Linked DNA regions of Homo sapiens: region 1 is linked to region 2. A link is an interaction called in ENCODE POLR2A ChIA-PET data of the cell type or tissue named here. Cell type or tissue: MCF 10A. All regions are shown on one strand. Links, peaks and the distances in the headings refer to the core of each region. The heading gives the core; the rest is flanking DNA.

The links. ChIA-PET counts read pairs that join two places held together with the same protein. Peaks named below come from ENCODE experiments on the same cell type or tissue, not always from the same donor. Only the 100,000 strongest peaks of a DNase experiment are listed, where the experiment ranks them.
Region 1: POLR2A ChIA-PET joins it to region 2 with 9 read pairs; 1 of 35 experiments calls an interaction of 5 or more read pairs at or near these places.

The regions. Positions count from the first base shown.
Region 1 is chr2:158,988,544-158,993,923 of GRCh38, forward strand. The region is part of intron 1 of TANC1 (tetratricopeptide repeat, ankyrin repeat and coiled-coil containing 1); the gene reads left to right. Among named protein-coding and RNA genes, the nearest start is that of TANC1, 23 kb to the left of the region's middle. RefSeq lists an enhancer at 3,203-3,302. In MCF 10A, for the core only: no CTCF peak of the experiment used is centred there; DNase peaks (open chromatin) are centred at 2,038 and 2,468.
Region 2 is chr2:158,890,065-158,895,444 of GRCh38, forward strand. No RefSeq gene overlaps it. Among named protein-coding and RNA genes, the nearest start is that of TANC1, 76 kb to the right of the region's middle. RefSeq lists an enhancer at 3,377-3,546. In MCF 10A, for the core only: no CTCF peak of the experiment used is centred there; DNase peaks (open chromatin) are centred at 2,477, 3,207 and 4,197.

The sequences.
Region 1 (5,380 bases), core at 91-5,090, 98 kb after region 2:
TACTACTTCCTGTTGCAATGACAGGGCTTCCCAGCTCCCAGCTTCTTTTCCTTAGTCCCCATCGTGTTGGGGAGGACACAGGAGAAAGTTGGCTTGCTCACTGGTTGGTTTACTCAGTCACTTAACAGGAGCCAATTGAGCCCCCACTCTATGCCAGGCTCTGTGCTAAGTGCTAGTCTAATTCAGCCCTCTTGAAGGCCTTAAGAGAGAGCAGGCATTCTTTCTTCCTACCTCATGGGGTTTTTGCAGGTGAGGCTCTGTACCTACCTCCAGGTCTCATGGCAGGTCGACTGGACCCCTGCCACCTCCTGCGGTGCTGCCCTCCTCACCCACTCCTTGCCCACTCTCACTATCGGCTTCCTAATAGGCATTTCCTGGGGCGACTGTATCTGACTAAAATTGGTCATTTTGTAGATCCTTTAGGGGTCCTGGTCCAAAGGTCAGTTTTAATGAGTGATATGGGGACTGTGGAGTTGCAGGGTGGGGAGAGAAATGTGGACCATAACTGACAGTGTTCACAGGGAGAGCACACTGGGGGAAATAAGCCTCACTATTGCAGCTGCTGAGACTGCACGTCTAGTTCATTTTGAATGGCCCCTCAAAGATACCCCCTGAGGATGCTAAATGCAGATTTGTGGATGCTGTTGGCAGAATTTGCTTGTTTATAATACTTTTTTGGGGGGTGCTGGGCAAGGTCGCTCATGCCTATAATTTCAGTACTTTGGGATCTCACCTGGCTCCACCATGATTTGGGAACAGGCATTTAAGTTTAGCAATTCAGGCCAGGCACAGTGGCTCACGCCTGCAGTCCCAGCACTGTGGGAGGCTGAGGTGGGAGGATTGCTTGAGCTCAGGAGTTTGAGAGCAGCCTGGCAACGTAGTGAGACCTCATCTCTACTAAAAGTTAAAAAAAAAAATCAGCTGAACGTGGTGGCTCATGCCTATAGTCCCAGCCACTTGGAAGGCTGAGGTGGGAGAATCACTTGAGCCTGCAAGATCGAGGCTGCACTGAGCTATGATTGTGCCACTGCATTCCAGCTTAGGCAACAGAGCAAGACTCAGTCTCAAAAAAAAAAAAAAAAAAAGAATCTTTTTTGTTTTCGGCCAGTTTGGTTCTACATTTTAGATTGCTTTTGACTGACTTTTTGGGAGACTGTCGTGCCCTTAGAGTATCCATAATAATTATGAAGATGTCAAGTCCCTTAGGACTGCATGTTTGACTTAGCTTTCAGCATCAAAACATGCATCAGAATAGCATAATGGAAAGATCAGTGATTCTGGAGTAAAGTAGACTTGGTTTCAAATTCCAGCCCTCCTCTAATGCCCTTGGATAAATTTCTTCACGGCCTTAGTTTCTTCATCTGTAAAATGGGGATTTTTTTTTTTTTTGGAGACGGATTCTCGCACTGTCACAGGGGCTGGTGTGCAGTGATACAATCTCGGTTCACTGCAACCTCCACCTCCCGGGTTCAAGCGATTCTCCTGCCTCAGCCTCCTGAGTAGCTGGGGTTACAGGCCCCTGCCACCACGCCTGGCTAATTTTTTGTATTTTTAGTAGAGATGGGGTTTCACTATGTTGGCCAGGCTGGTCTTGCACTCCTGACCTCGTGATCTGCCCGCCTGACCTCGTGATCTGCCCGCCTCAGCCTCCCAAAGTGCTGGGATTACAGGCGTGAGCCACAGCACCCGGCCAAAATGGGGATCATTTTACAAGGTGAGAAATAATGTTTGTACAGTACTTTTAGAGTAGCTCCTAGCACATAATAGATGTTCAGAAGTTCCCTTCTTGTTTGATTCAGCAGGAACTAAATTGTATCAAACTGTAGGCAGTTTGATGAATAAGATGTGGTTTCTATCCTGGAGGAACTTAAAATCTAATGGGCTAGGCTGACACATGAATTCATCCTGAGGAGGTTAAGTGCCAAGACCCAGGTTGAGGCTGGAGCAGAGCACAGGAGCATTTCCTCTGCCTGGAGGGTTGGGAGAGCCTTCTGGGAGGAGGTTATGCCTAAGCCCTGTCTTGAGGGATTGAGTAAGAATTCACTTAAGCAAGCAAGGTGGGATGGGTTGTAGCCAAAGCAACAGCATGAGCAATGGATGGAGTATTTAGGAGGACTACATGCAGTTGGGGGTTGGCTGGATGGAACAGTGTGAAGTAGGAATTCCTAGGAAATGAGCCTAGAGAGCCTGGTGAGTGTGAACTTGCTGGTGGGCCTTGTGTACCTTGCTGAAGAATTCAGGGTTATGGGCTGAGTGCTGTGGCTCACACCTGTAATCCCAGCTCTTTGGGAGGCCAGGGTGGGCGGATTGCTTGAGCTCAGGAGTTTGAGAACAGCCTGGGCAACATGGCAAACCCTCGTCTCTACAAAAAATACAAAAATTATATGGGCATGGTGGCGGGCGGCTCCAGTCCCAGCTAGTGAGGAGGCTGAGGTGGGAGGATTGCTTGAGCCTGGGAGGATTGCTTGAGCCAGCGAGGTGGAGGTTGTGGTGAGCTGAGATTGCGCCACTGCACTCCAACCTGGGTGACAGAGCCAGATCCTGTGTCAAAAAAAAAAAAAAAAAAAAAAAAGTAGAAAAAACAGCAGGGCTAGAGATCAGAGGTAGTTTAGGGATTAAAATACACTGTTACTGATTAATAATACTTACATGTAAATTTCCTGTTTTGATAGGAAGATGTAGAATTTGCTAGGAAAGAAAATAAAAATACAAGGAAAAATAATATATAAATAGTGTTAATAACATACTCATGCATTTTTACAGTGCACGGTCTGATTAAGTAAATTTTGGTACATCCATACGATAGAGTGGAATGCAGATGTTAAAAGAATGAGGTAGGTTTATGTGTGCTCTTAAGGAAAATTTTCCAAGAATATTATTTAACAAAAAATATATATGCATAGAGTATCTTTAGAAGTATATATAAGAGGCTGGGGAGGGTGGCTCACGTCTGTAATCCCAGCACTTTGGGAGGCCGAGGTGGGTGGATCACGAGGTCAGGAGATTGAGACCATCCTGGCTAACATGATGAAACCCCATCTCTACTAAAAATACAAAAAAATTAGCCAGGCGTGGTGGCGGGGGCCTGTAGTCCTGGGAGGCTGAGGCGGGAGAATGGCGTGAACCTGGGAGGCGGAGCTTGCAGTGAGCTGATATCGCACCACTGCACTCCAGCCTGGGCGACAGAGTGAGACTCTGTCTCAAAAAAGAAAGAAAGAAAGAAAATATTGTAAAGAAATGACTAACACTATACATTTTCAGGTGAGCTGGAAACCAAGTGGCAGAACATAAAAATAACCTGTGCTACTACAGTGTCATAGTATTATGCATAATGCTAGATTATTTCATGCTCTGACAATAACAGCATTCATTCATGGGGGTTTTTAGAGTTTTCACCTTTCACATACATTATTTCAGTCAAAATTAATCACTCTTCCATCTGTGCTCTCACATCAATTAAAATATTTTAAGAATTATAAATGTTAAGTGATGTTATGTAAAGTTTGGAAAGCGAGAGAAAAGAGTAATACACGTTTAGGCTGGGTGTGGTGGCTCATGTCTGTAATCCCAGCACTTTGGGAGGCTGAGACAGGCAGATCGCTTGAACCCAGGAGTTTGAGACCAGCCTGGGCAACACAGGTGAGACCTCATCTCTAGAAAAAATACAAAAATTAGATGGGCATGGTGGTGTGCACCTGCAATCTCATCTACTCCGGAGGCTGAGGTGGGTGGATCGCTTGAGCCCAGGGAGGTAGAGGCTGCAGTGAGCTGTGATCACACCACTGCACTCCATCCTGGGCTACAGACTGATACCCTGTCTCAAAAAAAAAAAAAAGAAAGTGTTTAAGTGCAGCAGCCATGATTTTATTCTCTTCCTTCCTTCCCTTCTGTTCTTTGCCTATGCCTTAAAAATGTATAGCTGTAGCTAAGGTATACATGTACTTATAGGCTTTTCTGTGTAATATATTTCTTTTTTTGAGACGGAGTCTTGCCCTGTCGCCCAGGCTGGAGTGTAGTGGCGCGATCTTGGCTCACTACAAGTTCTGCCTCCAGGGTTCATGCCATTCTCCTGCCTCAGCCTCCTGAGTAGCTGGGACTACAGGCGCCCACCACCATGCCCAGCTAATTTTTTTTTTTTTTTTTTTTTTTTGTATTTTTAGTAGAGACAGGGTTTCACCGTGTTAGCCAGGATGGTCTCGATCTCCTGACCTCGTGATCCACCCGCCTCGGCTTCCCAAAGTGCTGGGATTACAGGCATGAGCCACCGCTCCCGGACTGTGTAATATATTTCATGCATTTCCCCAGGTGTTGTGTGGTTCTCCTCCTTGGCTTTTTAAATAGCTGCTGTTTTGTGGAACATTGTGATTACTTCACTGTGCTTCACTTGCACCTTTACTCGTGTGTTCTCCATCACAGCCGCGTTAGTTTACTGCCTTCATGCTCATCTCTTCCTAGACTCTTGGGGCTGGTATGACCTCTTTGTCATTAGAATCAGGGCAGAGAGAAAATATTTAGCAAGTATGTCTGAAGGAATAGATGTTCCTTCTGGGCTTTATAACAGCGTTTTAAGGTGTAGGTAAATATGAGCAGTTTTCAGCCAAGGAAAGGAGTCAGATTAAACGGTCACACAGCAGCTATGTGGAAGTGGGTGAACTCAAACTTTGGTTCAGTTCTCCTAACCCCAGCAAAGCACTTGGCAGTGTTTTGTTTTGTTTTTTGTTCTGTTTTGTTTGTTTTGGAGGTGGGATCTCGTTCTGTCAGGCAGGAGTGCAATGGCACGATCAGCTTACTTGAGCCTCCTAGGCTCAAGCGATCCTTCCACCTCAGCCTCCTGAGTTGCTGAGATTATAGATGCATGCCAGCACACCTGGCTAATTTTTGTATTTTTTGTAGAGACAGGGTTTCACCATGTTGCCCAGGCTGGTTTTGAACTTGTGTGCTCAAGTGATCTGGCATGAAATACCGTGCCCGCCTTTATTTTTTATTTTTTTTAAGGCTAGTCAAGTGAAGCAGTGGGAATGGGAAATCCTCTGTTCTTAAGAAATAAAACATGGGGGTCGGCTTTCTCTCCCTTGAACTTTCAACTCTTAAATTTTTTTGTTAAATTTTTTAAAAGTTAATTTCTAAAGCCATCTTCTGGTTTGTCTCAAGAGAAGACATTACCTTTTGTCCTGAATTCTCTCCCCTGAACTTTCTCTTCTTCGAACTTTCAACCCTTAAATTTTCTTGTTAAATTTTTAAAAAGTTAATTTCTAAAGTCATCTCCTGGTTTGTCTGAAGAGAAGACATTACCTTTTGTCCTGAATTGCCTTTATTCCATAACAAATAGCATTTGAATGCCTTCTGTATGAATGTATGTTCTGAGGTTTGGCCAATATCT
Region 2 (5,380 bases), core at 166-5,165:
ACCCGAGGTCCAGAGGTTGAGACCAGCCTGACCAACATGGAGAAACCCCACCTCTACTAAAAATACAAAATTAGCTGGGCATGGTGGTGCAGGCCTGTAATCCCAGCTACTCAGGAGGCTGAGGCAGGAGAATCGCTTGAACCCAGGAGGCGGAGGTTGTGGTGAGCTGAGATCGTGCCATTGCACTGCAACCTGGGCAACAAGCAAAACTACGTCTCAAAAAAATAAATAAATAAATAAATAATACATTGCTGTAAAATAACTTATGTTACTTATTATCTTATCATGATTACAACAAATCATCAGCAAAGCCATAGGCCTCATGGAGAATGGGAACAGGACCTGCAGCTGTTCAGGATACATCAGTAGCTCTCTGACTCCAATATTTTGTGGTCCCATCAGAACTGAGCATCTGCCGTTCCCTCATCTAGTGACTCTGTTCTCATGACTCAGATTCTCTCTCGACTCTCCAATTATTTCTCCTGCTGCCTCTCTCATTACTTCTCTTGGTTCCCATTGTAATTTTTCCTATGCTTCTCTCTCACCCCCAGAGAGAATAAGATTTGGTGAGTTAATTAGCATTCCCTGACTATTGGTCTGATGTCTCATATCCTGCCATCTCAAAAGCCTCCACTGTCCTCGCTTATAACATCTAGAGGTGCCTTTGTTAGAACTCCATTTCTGGTCCAGTCTGTATGGCCAGGGTGGCAGGGTCTCATGACACACTTCATGGCAATTTGGGTGGAAGGCAGGAACTCCAGGGGCTGTGAGGGTGGTTGAGCCCTTGAAGGTTCCTGAGTCATTGTGATGACCATGTTCAGTCATGGGGAAACAGTGCCCCTCAGCTCCCCAGTGTCTGAGTCTCCTGCCCTGGTTTTGGGGCACACATCGCTGTAGCAGGAAGGATCCAAACGTGTGTGTTTTACACCCATAATACTGCTTTAATATCTTGCCCTGATAAGGTCGCGATGTTACCAGGGCTGTCTTGTCAAATACATGCTTAACGTCAACTCTTAACTCGTCAAAGAAACCCAGAAAAACCTGTTGATCAAACAAAGCTAAGGGAGAACATCACCTTGACAAAGTCTTCATAATGTCTCATCACGGGAAAGTACAGAGAGATGTTTTCGGGTTTTTAGGACCAGCGTTGAGGATTTTCAGGCAGGTCTTGCAAGGTGGGGAACTGGTCAGAATGAGGTAGAGTTTATGACATAATAGCTTTGCGTGGTGGCTCCATGAGACGAGGGTCCTGAGGGATCTGTCGATGGGCAAGCTGCTGGTTGGTTCATACTCCTGTCTTCCGGGGCTATTAGTTTCCTGGAGCAAGCAACTCACATATTTTTGCCTGTTCCCAGCACTGGTTAATACAGGGAGAGGCAACTGTGTTTTTAGCTTTTATTGATTTGGTTGTAAAATGTTAAAGCTATTTCTCACATATTCTACTTGAATCTCCCACCTTCAAATCCATCAGTTACAAACAAGGTTTTGGTGTGCGTTGCAGTCATGGGAGACCTTGGGTAGAGAGCAGGTTGTGACAGGGTGGCTATGGTTTTTAAATTCCTACGAGACAGTAGGGGGCTTATGTTTTACCCATTGTTTTTCTTCAATTACTTTATGATCCGGAGCACTCTTCAATTTTCCTCATCTGTAAAATAAGGAAAATTAATGTATCTACTTCATGGAATTGTGGTGAGGATTAAATGACTTACCTAAGTGTGGAGAACCTGGAAAGTATTACTATTATTATTATTTCCCAATTTCTCCACCCTGGACACTGCAGCAGTCTGTCTGCCATGAAGCTGTCTTGGTAAGTCCTGCTGTGGCACTTGCCTAGGTCTTTTCCTGCCCCCTCATCTTTTGCCCTCAGTAACCACATGCACCAGTATGGCCATAGTGGTTATTTAAAATATTGAGAAACTTCTCTTTAGGTGTGCAAGCCCCTCAAGTGTCCTCTACCACTGTCACCACCACTGCTCCCTGGAACATTCCATTTTCTCTGTCAGGCAACTAAAGGTTAAACATCTCTTCTGCATTTACACAAGGGGCCTCCAAGCCCCTGCTCAGCACCATTCTCTCTCTGCTCCCTGCCTCTGTTCATGGTTCCTGCCCCCCCCACATGCTTTTTGCGCCTCCTTCTCTCAATATTCACCTGTCCAGATAATAGCGTGCAGATTTGTTGTTGTTGTTGTTGTTGTTGTTGAGACAGAGTCTCGCTCTGTCACCCAGGCTGCAGTGCAGTGGCACCATCACAGCTCACTGCAGCCTCGACTTCCTGGGCTCAAGTGACCCTCCCACCTCAGCCTTCTGAGTAGCTGGGACTACAGGCACACACTACCATGCTTGGCTAATTTTTGTATTTTTTGTAGAGATGGGGTTTCACCATGTTGCCCAGGCTGGTCTCCAACTCCTAGGCTTAAGCAATCCACCCACCTCAGGCTCCCAAAGTGCTGGGATCACAGGCTTGAGCCACTGTGTGTGGCCAATGTGCAGCTTTTAAAAAACATGTTGCTACAAGCCATGGGGCTATATACAGGTGTGTACAGTTACAAGTGAAGACTCTCAGTAGGTTCCTCACTTGAGTTTGATTCCATTTAGGAATCATTTACTGAACCCGGCATTGTGCTGAGCTGGGGGCTACCAAACAAGGAACTCTCCTCAAACCCTCAGCTAGAAAATGTCCTCAGCTGGTTCAGACTAAGGCTACATTAGCCCAAAGGCTGAGGGTCCAATATGTCAGCTCAGCCTCTGGAGTTGAGCCGACTACCTGGCCACAAACCCTCTGCCTGTTCCTACAGAAGTTGGTGACAACCTTAGGCTTGCTCTAATGTAGTTCTCCTGGTACCAGCCACTACCAGACTAAAGCCCTTTTCTCTCCCACTAGCAGTCTTCTCTGCTTTACACCCAGATGCTCAGTTTCTCCTGCTATGCTCAGTATCAGAGGCAGTTCGTTTCCATTGGAAGGAATAAAGTGACATTCCTGGTTCACCTCCTGACTGCTAGAGGTAGGTGCCACACGTGTAACCACATACATCATATCCCACATTCAGACCAAGCAAGCCCAAGGAGGGATGGGGTGGGGGGCATTCGCCACAGGCCTCCCTCTTTCAACTCCCCCACTGTTTCAAATGTCAGTGGCAGAAGTTCTGCCGGCTCAGGAGTGGGAGGAGGCACAGTGTGCGTGTGGAGGAACAGATGGCTGCAGGGGGTTGGGGCTGAGCCATTCTCCACCCCGCTGCCCGGCTTGTCCTGGCAAGTTCGTTCACTGATGGAGCACAGCCTGAGTGTTCACAGCCCCTGCCCCGTCTCCCCAACTCTGCTCTCTCTCACTGCTGTTCATCCTCCTTGGAAGCCAGAGTCCTTCTCTCCTTCCACAAGGAATCCTGTCACACTCTGCTTCACAGCCTTTGTTGACTTGCTTGGCTACAGGATAAAATGCCAACTCGGTACCTTGGCCCAGGTCAACTCCCATGTGCTACTAAAACACAGGGTGCTCCTGCCATTCCTAAAGGGATCACACTCTCTAGACCCTACCCCAGGGCACAGGCTATTATTTCCACCCGGAATTCTTAGAACCTTCCCTCACACCCTTCCCACCTGCTAAACTCCTATTCACCCTTCAAAACCCACTCCAATATTGCTTCCTCTGGAAAGCTTTCCCCAAGGCCTCTGTGGAAAAAGAGTTGTTCCCACCTCAGGGTCCCCTCAGCACTAGGTTCATACATCTAAATCAGCATATTACAGGTCTTACTATAATTTATCTGTTTACATGTCTCTCTCCCCAACTAGTTCACAAGACCCTCAAGTACATAATGCTTGTCTTAAGTTGATGCTCAATGTATTTAGTGAATAAATGAATGAAAAGTCAAATACACACTACTTATAGATTCTTCTTAAGCTTTAGTATGCTTCTCAGGGTTATCAATGTTATCGAGCCTCTGCCTTTCCCTCCCCATTCACCCCTCCTATGGCTTAGGGATTATGGGAAAAGGGAAATTATAATGACTGTGAAGTGGAGCACCCCTGTCTCTAGAACCACGTCCCTGCCCATTTTGATATTCTCTCCTCTCTTGGAGGACCCTCTTCCCTGCCAGATTCTCAGGTAGAGAGCAAAGCAAAATACCAACTAGTGTGTGCCTGTGGCTGAGTCATTTAACATTTCTAGACTGCAGTGTCTCATCTGAGAAATTGGAGATTAGAACCAGGTGACGTCAAAGGCTCTTTGTAGTTCTGACAAGCTATAAGTCATGAAGAAAGTCGTTGGAATTTTAGGCATCCCCAAAACTAGAGAATAGAAATGTGCACAGGGCCTCTTCAGTGTTCGCATAATATAAATCTGTTTATCCATGAATAAGGCCGACCCTGGCAGTGGCTTCTTTCTTTCCTGACACATCATTCCCACCACTTCTTGTTCAAAGCCACCTCCTGAATTGTCAGCTGGGCACCTTGGGAGACTTTGTTTTTGGCTTATTAATGTTGATGGAACAGCATTTTCAACAGCTACAACCAGTATAATCCAAACTTTCCATATTAAAAAAAAATTTATTTTTTATTTTTTATATTTTTATATTTTTATTTTTTCATATTTTATATTTATTTTTTTCCCACCACCAGTCACCCCAGACTATTTGCAGAGATAGAGAGGCCTGGGCACTTGTGTTTTGTTGGGGACTCTTTGAACAACCTGTGCAGGTAGTATACTGCACAACTCTAGGGGGCTCCCTTCATACTGAAGTCATTGTAGATTTGCACGTGCATTAGGATACGTTTTTTTGCAGATGGCAGCAAAGTATCTGAGGAAAAGTTGCTTTTTCTCACCTGCACAAAGGTACTTAGGAGGTTAGCTCCAGTGCTAACTTTTTTTCAAAAGGAAACTATGCCAGGCCGGGCAAGGTGGCTCACGCCTGTAATCCCAGCACTTTCAGAGGCCAAGGCGGGTGGATCACTTGAGGTCAAGAGTTCGAGACGAATACGAAATACAAAATATTAGCCCAGTGTGGCGGCATGCCCCTATAGTCCCAGCTACTTGGGAGGCTGAGGCAGGAGAATTGCTTGAACCCGGGAGGTGGAGGTTGCAGTGAGCTGAGATCGTGCCACTGCACTCCAGCATGGGCAACAGAGCAAGACTCCATCTCAAAAAAAAAAAAAAGAAAAGAAAAGAAGAAAGAAACCTATGCCAAAATAGCATTATGCAAATTGTGGTAGACATCAATGTTTCCATGTTACAAATCAATATTTTTAATATTGTGGTAAAAAAATATATCTCACATAAAATTTACCCTTTTAGGCTTTTCTTTTTTTTCTTTTTTCTTTCTTTTTTTTCTTTTTTTTTTTTTTTTGGAGACCAAATTTTGCTCTTGTTGCCCAGGCTGGAGTACAATGT